Linked DNA regions of Mus musculus: region 1 is linked to region 2. Evidence: chromatin contacts called from ENCODE Hi-C data. All regions are on one chromosome and are shown on one strand. Each heading gives the region's core, a stretch centred on a gene start or an enhancer-like site at or near the end of the contact. The rest is flanking DNA. Distances are from core to core; before and after follow the strand shown. Region 1 holds the start of Rftn1 (raftlin lipid raft linker 1). Region 2 overlaps Rftn1 (raftlin lipid raft linker 1).

Evidence for each region. Hi-C counts contacts between places; a loop is a spot of excess contacts on that map.
Region 1: a loop to region 2 is called in a map of heart, with 4 times the contacts of the local background. The contact joins the promoter of Rftn1 here to the enhancer-like site in region 2. A Hi-C loop is called at or near these places in 6 of 37 maps with a recorded cell type or tissue (gastrocnemius and heart).

What each region holds. Positions count from the first base shown.
Region 1 is chr17:50,188,480-50,194,376 of GRCm38, reverse strand. Rftn1 (raftlin lipid raft linker 1) reads left to right here and starts at 3,880. Exons shown (of 10, transcript NM_181397.2): 1 at 3,880-4,156.
Region 2 is chr17:50,131,530-50,137,528 of GRCm38, reverse strand. The region is part of intron 2 of Rftn1 (raftlin lipid raft linker 1); the gene reads left to right. Among named protein-coding and RNA genes, the nearest start is that of Rftn1, 56 kb to the left of the region's middle. Within about 2 kb of position 1,302, at least 1 of the 3 ENCODE cell types and tissues checked has a DNase peak (open chromatin) inside an H3K27ac peak, as active enhancers do; it is gastrocnemius, where a contact is called at or near this core.

The sequences.
Region 1 (5,897 bases), core at 2,631-5,130, 54 kb before region 2:
CTAAACAAGTTCCCTTCACTATGGCTTCCCCCACCTCGATGGGCAGCATCTCCTGAAACACTGGTCTAAATATGCCCTCCTTCCTGTGAGCTACCACCTCATCAGACATTTCATCCCAGCGCTGAGAAAAGGAAACGATACAGGTACCAGGGATGTTTCTCCGTGCGTTCTCTCTTTATATCTGGAGAACAGAAAGGGCATACATATGGGAATTCACTGTTCAACACATACACATACACTGGAATGAACACACACACAATCTCTAGCAATATAATACACTGACTTATATGAACCAACAAATATGTCTTACTAATAGACTAACCTTGAAGCAAGTGGAAGCTTCTGACTCCATCTTTGGGATGTGGATGGTACTGGCAGGGCCAGGCAGTTCCTCAGGCCATATGAGGGAAACAAAGCCCAAAGAGCAGATTGTTTCCTGTTATTCCTGAGAGATTTAGTCTCTAATGGCTCTTTTCTCTAGAGAGCAAATTCAGTCTCAGCCACAGGAGGGCCCCTGTCCCCTGAACTGCTCACACAGGCTAGGAATTCAGAATTAAAACGAGGAGGAGACTCAGGGCAGAATAGCAGTAATTTGTCTTTTGTAGTGTGTGTGTATGGATTATTTGGCTCTAATCCAACCTTTCCTCGAACTGGTCATGCCTGTGGATAGCATTTTCAAAGATATTGGTTTGACTACTTCAGACAAAAATTGCTAGCTCGTCTGTGCAGATCAATACATACACAAAAATACCAAAAATACAAGCTCCCTGCCCTCACCCAGTTCACATCCTTATATCCCAAGACAGACTCAGAAGCTTGTCATACTGAGCGGTGTGCCAGTGTGACCAGGAGAAACCAATTTGCCATAGGTACTTCATGACAGGGAACAAGGGACAGGGACTGCTCAGAAACCATGGCCCTGGGGCCTCTACCACTTTGTCTGTGGCAGGAACCACAGCCATCATGCATAGAGCCACCTCCCCATAACCATGGGCTATGGAGCAAGTACCTGCCAAAGGTGACCTCACTATGGTTGCGAAGCTACCTCCAGCAATCACTGTAAGGATAACTTATGTGTCATAGATGACTTATCTCTCCCATCAGCCCAAATGCCATTCACAGGATGGGCATAAGCTCTGGGTTTCCTGGTCTTATGAATTATCAGTCAAGGTACCAGTCCTTTGTGTCGCATGCTTTTGTCGTGCATACCTTCTGTCCCAAGTTGTTACCTCTGTCTGCAGAAATGGAGTTAGCCAGAGCTGAGTTAGGAGCAGGGTGGCCCTAACTCGGGTGGACTTGTGGTTTGGGGGGTTGTGTGTGAAAAGGTGGGCAGAATAGCAGGCTGTCTCTCCTCCACCGTAGCTAAGGACAGCAACCTTGCTCCAGCTGCTGGTACCGGCGCTGGATTATCTCCAGAGGAGGGGTGCATCCAGGCCAGGACAAATTCGCTCCAGGTAGGGCACTTCTTTCCCTTGAGCTCAGATGGGTTTATACAGGCCTTCCTACACTTGTCTAGGCCGGGTAAACTCCTCCTTCCCCCACAGGGTGTGAGGGGACCCAGCTTTCCCATTAGCTCAGACCTGTGTTTTATCAGCTTCCCACAGGCAGGATCCCGGTTCTGGGAGCATCTGTGACCTGTTGTGCAGTAATAGCTCGGTTTTCCTCGTGTTCAGCATCCTTCACAAGTACTTAGTGTGAAATCATAAGGGAAGGAAGTGTGAGCAGAAGAGAAACAGCACTATTACACAACCCCCCCGAAGAGACCGCTGTGATAGAATTAAAAGCTGCCGCCCTAGGACATTCTAACAGACAACACTGTGAGGTTGCCAAGGTAACCCACCAGGATCCAGTTCCAGCATCTCTGGGGTTGAGGCTGGGTAGATGAGGTCAGTTAGAGGTAAGGCCCAGCTGCCCAGGGTTTGTCCCCTAACCAGCCGGCCCACAGCAGTCCAGGCTTCTTCCTATACAACATAGGTGACCCCAAGGCTTGGCTACTTATCGAGTATCACAAGCAAAAAAGAGACTGAGAAGATTCAGGGTAATTGTTAAGGTAGAGTCCACACATACAATAATAATTCGTTGCGTGCATGTCTATCAAATGCCATGTTCCAGAGAGGAAGCGTGGTGGTGTATAGAAAGACAGGTCAAGAGTTCCAGAGGGAAAGCCAAACAAAACTTAAACATGGAAAAGCAGGTAGGGAAAAAAATTCATCAAAGACATTTAAATACACAGTGTTGGTACTAAGGACAGTAGTGAGGGACAGAAGATGGAAAATGTCAGCATAAGGTTCCCTCGAGGAACTGGTGTTTACAAAACAAACAAAAAAAAAACCCAACCCCCCCAACGCACCCTAAAATAAAACTACAAACACAAAATTCATAAGTGGAAAGAACTTGCTTAAAAATAATCTGTCTCCTCTCTGTGTCTCTCCATGTTTGTCTCTCTCCCTCTGCCTCTGCCTCTCCCTGTCCTCCTCCTTGTCCCTCTCTTCTTTGATGCCCTGCGATTTCTTGTTGACCACTGGCTGGCACTGTTAGGTTCTGTTAGGTGCTGTTTTCTCTCTGTAGTGACCATCAACGGTCCTGAACACTGGTGTAAGAGTCCTGATTTCCAGGTCTCAGCAGGATCTTTAGCGGAAAGGCACCCTCCCTCCCTTTGACTTCATAAATAAATGTTCAACACTGGGGTGCCCTGGACCCCTGTCCTGGCTTATTATTTCCAGACATGAACTAGGGATAGGGAAATGTGGAGAAAAGTGGGCGGAATGCCGGGATGGGGTGGGTAAATAGGCAGAGGAGTAAAAAGACAATTCAGGGGCAGAGTGATGGGGGGAGTAGGAGAGGGCCACAGGGAAGAAAATCCCTGAGTAGCTCTCACAAGAGGAGTTCCTGTAAACAGGCAGTGCTGCCTCCCCCCTCGCGCATGTTTCTAGTACCAGAAGGACCTCATTAAAACACAGGGTCTAGATCAGCCAGCCCTCTGCCGCGTGTAGCTCCAATGCCTAAGGACCCTTCTTTGCCCAACCAGAACAGGGTAATCAATTAAATCTCAGCCCCTTATGGTAATGATGATAATAACGATAATCGCAGAATTATAGAACGCTTCCAAGCATTTTCCATTTAATAAGACACAAGGAAGTGCTGGTTGGCCGATGAACAGGCCCAAAGTCACCCCCAGTCACTGGGAAGTAAGGACAGAAGGCAGCAATCCATCCTGACCATTTGTCTCTAGGGTTCCTGCTCTCAAGCCCTGCACGGTAATTCTGTTTTGTTTTACTGGCCTCAAGGAGACAGGATTTCACACTTTCACTATGGTAAAGCAGCCCTGTTTTAGGGAACAGCCTTATGGATTCTCATTGGGGAATCCATTTTGCTAGGCTAAGATGACCCAATTGCATCAGGATCTCAAACCTTTGGATACCTGGATAAAGTCGGGAAAGAGGCTGAGGCCAGTGGTACTATTTCTCTTCCCAAGCACTACTTTCGGAGAGATAAACCTGGGAGCAGAAGCTGCCTGGGGACGTTCCCACCTGTGGAATGGGTCCAGAATGGATCTCTTTCTAGCTCTCCTCCCCGCCCTAGCCATCAATCAGCACGTTGATGGCCGTCGCCTTCCCAGTATTTTGGCTGCCACCTTGGTGCTCTCCTAAGCAGGTCCCAAAACCCAAGCCTGGGAAAGAGAGGTGGGGTTAGGGGGAGGGGGAGGGAGAGCCCGGTTGCGCGGCGCTGGCGACGCACGGGGCGGACGGGTCTCTCGTGCGGGGCTGCCAGGGGCCGCTCGGCTTCCCCCAAGAAGATGCAGCACAGCATATTTTGCACATGAGTTCAGAGGAAGAGGAAGTGTAGCGGGCGGACGCGCGGCGGAGGCGGCGGCGGCGGCGCGGGGTGGAGTGGGGGCGGCGGGGCTGGAATCAGAGCGCGCAGGGCGCAGAGCGCAGCGAGCGGGAGCGCGGCGGCCACTGGCTCTGGAGAGGTACCTGTGCGGCCAGCGCCGGAGGGACAGACGACAAGCGAGCGGCCGCGCCCCGCGCTCTGCCCCCACCCCCGGGGTCGCGTCGTCCGCGCGCCGCCCTGCTCTGCATGGCACAAACTTTCATCCCGGGACACAGCACGCTGTCTCCGCCCGCGCCACGGTCACCGCTGCTGGTCCCCTAAGGTAGGTGGGCGTGCGGCGGGCCGGCGAGGTGGCGCGCAGAGGCCTGGGTCGCTGGCTCTGCTGGCCCGGGATCCGGGTGAGCAGGCGACAGCTCCTCGTGGCACCTCGGGGGCTCCGGAGCTGTTAGGCGAGCCCCCTGGTGCAGGTCGCGTGGGGATGGGGACAGATCGATGGGACGCCAGATTCTGGGCCAACTTTTTTTCCCCCGATGAAGAGGGGGAAAAAAAGCAAAACAAACAAGCGAGAGAGCGTTGGGGTGAGAGGTCGCCTGCTGGGGGTCCTGGGCTTCGCAGGCGGAGGTCTGCTAGAAGGACGCGGAGGGGAGCTTGGAGGCTACAGGTGGGTCAGGACCCGGGGCCTTAGTGGGTACTGGGCCCGGAGCAGATGGGAGTTGCCACCGCCCACGTGCACCCGGAGACCTGGGCTCGACCCAGGGAAGAGGTGTGCGACTCTTGAGAGCAGGCAGGAGGGTACTCGGTGGAAATACTGAGAGCTAAATCCCAGGCACCAGAAATGGGGCTTTTCTCCTCTGAAAAGGGGATTTTTTTTCTTGCCTTGTTGTAACACACTTTTCTAGGCATGGGGCACACCAGGATGGGCATGGGGTCTGGGCGAGGAGGAGGGAGTGTGTATTTAAAGAAGCCTGACTGTCAGGCGAGTGCGCCAGGTCTACTGGCATCACTGTCTTTGGAGGCCAGAATCGCGCAGAGGGCAGGGTTAGCCCCGCGCGTGCTCCCTGATGCCTGTTGGCTGCTGGCTCTCAGCTGCCCCCTGTGGGCGGTGGGTGGTGTGAGTGAGTTTGTTTAGGGGCTTACAAACAAAAACTATTTTTTAAAAAGAATCTGGCACAGATCTTTGTATATGAGTGGCTGCCTAACTGCCCAGCAACAGACCCTCTGTTCATACAGCTGTTTTCAGAAGGGGCGCAGGGAGGTGGGGTGGGAGTGGGTGGTGGTGTTAAGGTCAGAACAGGTGTCTCCCAACGGCTACTATGGAGTGTCATCTCAGGATAAGCCTTTTCCAGGAAGGAAGCCCAGGGTGTAATGTGAGTGGCCTACAAACCCATGGGTAGGGCCATTGAACCCAGCATACCCGTGGCTGCCAGGATTCCTAATTTGTACCTTCTGACCAGCTGGATTCTGAGGAAGTTCAAGTGACACCAGATGTCACCAGCCACTCATCCTCAGGGGTTAAACAACGAGCTGTGTGGTGCTGTGCTCTGACCTCAGTTAAGCAGTGTTACCTAGAGTGAGCTTGCAGACTCTTCTGCCTTCTGTAGAGGTTTCATGAGGTCCGAGCAATCGCAGCCTCAAGCTGGGGAAGCCTCCCTGTGCCTCCATTAGTGGGGTAGGACACTGTGTCGTTTTGTCCCGTCCCCCCGACCCCCATCGTGGACAAGGGACAAATGAGGCAGATTGCGTAGTTAGCTAATCGATTTGGTGCAGGAATAAATTGGGGCTACTAGTCAGTGAATTTTTTTCTCTGCCTCTGGAACAGGGTTTTTTGGGGCTTGATTTCAGTGACTGCTTTGTATGTGGGGAAGCAGGCTGAGTGGTGGGAATCCCTGTAAAGTGCCTAGAGTTTCTCCAGGCTTCACTTATGTCAGAGATGGAGCTGGGTGGTCCCATGGCTGGGTGGCCATGGCTGCCTTATCAAATGTGAACTTGGTAGGCTAAGAAGGGGGTACTCCCATATTTCTATACCACTTTCGATTTTTATTGTTGTTGTTGAGGCAAGGTTT
Region 2 (5,999 bases), core at 53-2,552:
CTATGTCATAGGTCAAAATAAGGTAACTGGGAGGGACGCCCTGTACTGCAATAGAAAATTCTCGGGGTGTATTTGCTCTAAAGCTTTCTTCTCTCTTCATAGACCTTAACTGGATCTGATAAGTTGCAGGAGAGGAGGGGAAGGATTTTCATAGTCATGGTGGGCAAATATCCATCCCTCGGGGCCACAGACATCCTCCTGGGATCTCAAGGTGTCTTCTGTCTTTCTCATTCTCCCCAAAGAACCCTCTCTCCCGTTCCTCCTGCTGGGGCATCTCCAGTTCCACACCACATCATGCAGGAGGTGAGAACTGAAGCCCACACACCTCTCTCGGTGGTGGTTCTGGGAACTGGATTTTTTTCCCCCTCTCATTACTAGTGCCAGTGCCCTGGATTTGTTCTGTATGAATATTACACTTTTGCAGCCAGCTCCCGATGCATATGAACTTAGTCCTAAAGAGAAAGTGTGCTAATAATAATTTTAAAATTGATAGCAGTAAGTGTAACTGGCTGCTGATGGCAATGCGTGCTATTATGCAGTCTTTAAAAAATAATGACACTGTAGGAAAATAATTGATAATGGTGTCTTCTAAAACACAAATTTAGCAAGATAGCTCCACTTGTGAAGGAGTTGCTAGGCCAACAACCCTGAGTTTGAACCCTGGAACCCACATAGTAGGAGGAGAGAGCTGGATCCAGCAGGCTGTCCTCTGACTTCGTACATGTTCAATATTACACATACACACATGGACACAGACACTGACAGACATAAGCACACACATTACAAATACACATATACACACAGAGAGACAGACAAATGAACATACAGAGACACACAGAAACACACACATAGAAATTAACATACACCTAGAGACCCCCACACATGCATGTGTACACACACACACACACACACACACACACACACCAAGTACCTAAATAATGCAAGTGTAAAAAAATCACTATCAACAATAGCTGACTTACATAACATTAGCCATAATTCAGGCACTGTTTCAAATCTGCCCCCTAATATTAATGTTTCAAGCTTGTAACACTCCCAAGTCCCTAGGACAGTGACCACAGTGATTGTCAGGCTCTGCTTAGACACATTTTCCAGATGTGAAAATTGCGGGAGCATAGGTGCATAGCACAGCCCCTGGGTACCCCGCCCCCCAGAAGCTGTGCCTTCTGCTGCCTTGTTAGACCGCTCCATCTGTCTCATTAGATAGAGTCTGTGTTCCGTGGTTACCTGTGGAGCAGGGCACTGGCAGTCTTGTATGTCTTCAGGCCCACAGTTGATAAGAAACTCAAAGATTGCTGGTGGCCTGTTGCCAAAGGAAACCCCACCTCAGAGGCCTGGTGGCGGATGTGGCTCAGGCACGTTGAGTGCCGGGGCCCTTGAGGCCTTTTGCCAGCACAGAAATGGCTTGCGCCTGCCCTCACGGGTAAGTCACAGGAAGGGGAAATGTGTGGACCTGTTTGTGGCTTCACCTAATTTTGTAGCATTTCTTGTTGTAGTTATAAAGATTTAATTACACATTGTCCTGGGGCACGGGGCCTCTCGGAGCTCATGGTTTATGACTGGTGATAATTGGCTCCGTTTAGTTGGCTTCAGCAAGTCACAGTTTCCTCACCACGTTTAATCTGTGATTTGATTTTAGCTTAGCTTTTTTTTTTCTGAATAAAGTATTCCTATTTTTATTTCATTTAAAATCTCCAGTTCTGACTTGTGTGTGAGGAAATGACCTTCCCTCTAATGACTTATCTAAAGATAGGATAGACATGGAAAAACATCCTCCAGCGTTTCGGGAGCTTGGTAGAGAAAACTCCACCCTCTTGCTCTGCGGGACTCTACCGATGATCACAGGATGGGGACACATCTGACGCAGCAGCCACTCAAGGAGCCCCCCTGGAATGTGAGGACCTCAAGATGAAATTGGGTATATAAAAAATTAACAGTGAGGATTTGGACAGTCCTAACGACAAGGTCCCAAGTGAGGAAGATGAAGCGCCTGTCACCCTGGAGGGAACGAACTCCGAGCCACATAAATTAAGCCGACAGGATCTCTGGAGATTGAATAGTGTGTGGAGATATCACCCACTTTGACAGACAAAGACAACCCACCCCGTGAGGGTCCTTAGCCCCTCTTCTCCGTATCGATATTGGTGTTTTGAGTCAGCATTTCCTGGATGCTGCAGTCTTTGAGTTGGGAAGGTTTGATTTGTAGAGAAAAGATGCCAGTAATGAATGGGTTTGAAAGGCTTGCTTAGGGAATCATTTGGGATGGCGGAACGCGTTTCCCACTTCCTTTCCTCCAAGTGTGACATGACACAGTGTGGCTGAGATGCTGCATAGCGGGGTGAGGGAGAAGCTGGCCGTCTCTCCCCTGTGGGTCCCCTCTCTCCTGACTTCACCGGGACCTGGTTTTCGTCCCCTCTGACCTAGCTGAGGCTTTGATGCTCCCGTGCTCCGAGCTCTTGCGCCCCCATCTTTCCTTCTGGGGGACTGTGTCCTGTATCTCATGGGGGGATTTCCTGGTCGCCCCGTTAGTGCTGGGCACTCCTGAGACAGAGGCTTGCCTTGGAGAAGCTTTCTCTTCCTGGCCTGAGAATGTGCTTCTGCCTTGAGTTTAAGGAGCCAAGTAACTGGATCAGGTAGATAAGGGCAACAGGGTTGGCCTTGAGGTCAGAGGTAACAACAGACTCCACACTGTGTGTGCAGACAGGGCCTACTTTGTATGTGTGGCTTTATAGGAGTGACAGAGAGGACAGCTGAATGCTGTATGACCTACGTACCCATAAGGGAGGTCTAGCCAACCTGGTGCCCTTTGTTTCTCCAGACTGAAAGAGTGTTGCAATCCTTTCCCCTCTGCTAGCTCTAATCCTGTCATATGCGCTAGGTTCTCTTTTGTAGGTTTTTCTGTTTCTCCTTGGAGTTTTCCTTCCCGACCCCCACTGGTTGCCTTGGATCCTCCTCGTGCCTTGAAGTCACTTCCCTTTCTCTTGCTTTATTCACCCCATGGACATTCTTCTACTAAATGCCTCTTGTGGTATTCTCTGCATCATCAGAAGTCAGAGTTGACTTTGAGCCCGTCTCTTTGCTTTGCCCTGCCTAGCCTTTGTGCCCAGGCTCCTCCTAGCATCCTCCTTCGGTCTGTGACTGCCCTCTGTCTTTTCTGCACCCACTCTGTGTCTTCATGAGACTCACCGTCTAGGAAGAGCTTGACACACACACTTTAGTTACCTTTCTATGTCACAAGCCACCCTGAAGCTGGTGACTTCAGACAATGCCTTGCCATGAATCTGTTGGCTGGGCATAGCAGGGTAGATCTTCTGTTCCATGTGGGTTCAATCCAGACCACTCATGGGGCTGCATTAGCTGGTAGATTGGATAAAAGACTCTAGGATAGCTCAGTAGACGACCACCTGATACTGAATGCTGACCACTGCCCCCTCAGGTGGCCTTTCCCCATGTTTCACATTGCATAGCTTGTCCTGAGGTCCCAAACAGTAAGAGTAGAAGCTGCCATTCTTCTGGACCTGGAAACAATGCATCATCACTCTGACCACCTTCAATTGGTCAGATCCAGCTCGGCGTCCACAGAAGGGACCCAGCCCTGCTTCCCTGGGAGGAGCATACAGGATCTCAGATGTTATTTGCCCGTTTTGCAGATCTGCCATCTTTATCAATGGTTGCTACAGAAACAGAGATACGTTTTAATGCCTCATACTAGAGTTTTGCTGGATGTGGCAGCGTGACCCATGCCAAGGAGGAGGAGAAGCCTGTTTCTGAGCTCTCCCCCACAAAAGCGGCCATGCTAGACATTAATCTCACTTCAGTTGACCACAAAAGTCCCTGCTTGCCCTGAACCATTATGAGAGCATTTCTCTGCTCATTATTGCGGCTGGACTTGAGTGTTTTAAGATTTGATTTCTAATAATTCTGTGTGTGAGTGTGGCTACTTGAATGTGCACATGTGTGTGCAGGCCCAGGCATTGTTTTTTGGTACCCACGTCTATTGCTCTCCACCCTGTTTTTGTTTTTGTTTGTTTGTTTTTTTTGAGATAAAGTCTCTCACGAAACCTGTGACTCATTGATTGGCCAGACTGGCTAACCAGTGGGCCTCTGGGATATTCACCTCACTGCCTCCCCGTGTTGAGGTTACAGATGGACGCTGAGGCTCCCAGCTCTTGACGAGGGTGTCAGGATCTGAACTCGGGTTCTGATGGTTGTGCAGCAAGCACCCCAAACACTCGGCCATCTACGCAGCCCCCTAAAAACCTTTATTTTAGAAAAGAAATAACTTTCATTTAGTTATCAAATTTATTTAGTTAATTTATTTAGTTAATGTAATTGAGTGTTTTGGGGGTCACCAGAAGGGAGTGCCTGAGACTGGAGCTACAGCTGGTTGTGAGCCTCCAGTGGGGTGCTGGGAATTGTAGCCAGGTCCTCTGGAAGAGCAGCCAGCTCTGTGGCTCAGTTGAAAGCTCTCGGTGAAGTACACATATGGTCAGATGCAACCTTACTCCTTCGAAAGGTGGGCTGTGGTTGTTGCCTTTGAAGGTGTCCATCATCATGGGCCAGACCACCAGGGTGGAGTGACTGAGCAGAGTGCAGTCTTCCTATCTGTCTCTATCTCTCTCCCCTCTGTCTTTCTCTGTTTCTCTTCCTGTCTGTTTCTTTCTGTGGATTTCTCTGTTGATCTCTCTCTCTCTCTCTCTCTCTCTCCCCCCCCCTCTCTCTCTCTCTCTCTGTGTGTGTGTGTGTGTGTGTGTGTGTGTGTGTGTTCCTGTCCGTCTCTCTTCCTGTCTGTCTCTGCATATGCCTGTGCTTGAGTGATGTGTATGGAGTACTTTTGGTGATTCTGAGCATTCTAGCATCCATCATTTGGCCTGGGTGCCAAATTGCACAGCTCATCAAATAGAGCAATCTTCCTAAAAGAAGCAAATTATCACGTCCTTGTCTCAAGCAGGGGAGAGATGGAACAACTGGCCTTTCTTTCAAGTTGTCACTAACTCTGAAACTGTATCAGATGTAAAAATGGCTTTGTTTAATTAATCAAGCATTGAGGATGTGCATGTGTGTGTGTGTGTGTGTGTGTGTGTGTGTGTGTGTGTGTGTGTGTGTGTGAGTGTGTGTGTGTGTATGTGTGTATGTGTGTATGCGTGTGTGCTTGCATCCCTCCAAACCACTGTTGTCCCTTTTGTGGCTATTTTTCCGTTCTGTTCAGATGGATGAAAATTAAGCACGCTCTTAGGATTCTTTTCATTGTTCTTCCTTACAGGCTCAGTTTTGGAACACCACCCCCACCCCATGAAATATTAAGACTTCTCTTAGCCCAAAGTTCATCCTTGAGTAGTTTTCTGTTACGATTTTAGCAGATCTCCAAGGTGAATATTAAAATTCCCCCAATCCTCCCTCCTTACTCACCCCAAAAAGAAAAAAATTACAAGCACACAATGAAAGGCCCTTAGCTGTGGCCTGAGCTGCCTCCTCCTCTCTTACCAAGACTGTCTGCTTCAGTTCGCCTCCCTCTTCCTGCTGTGTTAATCTTAAAAAATGATTCTAATAAATCATTGTGATAAGAAAATTAGAGATGGGAGGGAGCTAAGAATCTGGGGCTCCTGGATGGCGCTGTCGTCTTCCCAGAGTTCTGTGCAGCTGACTGACTGTGTCCTGGCTTTAGTTTATGTGCCAACGAGCTGGCTGCCATTGTTGCTATTTTCCTGTGGAGAGAAAGAAAAGGAAAACTGTGGCTTTCCTGAGCAATATGATCTTTCTAACAACTACTGTGTAAAAGCTTCCCTAGTGCCTACACAGCCATGGTCAATATAGAAATGAAAAGGTCACCGTGTTCTAATAAAACTTTATATATAAGCACGGTAGTGGGCCAGACTGGCTGGTTCACTGTGGTTTGCCCACCCCTGATCTCAATGATCAGAGTGAAAAATACTCCTGCCTTGCTTTTCCTCTTTTCCTATAGGTTTAAAAGTGGAAATTAA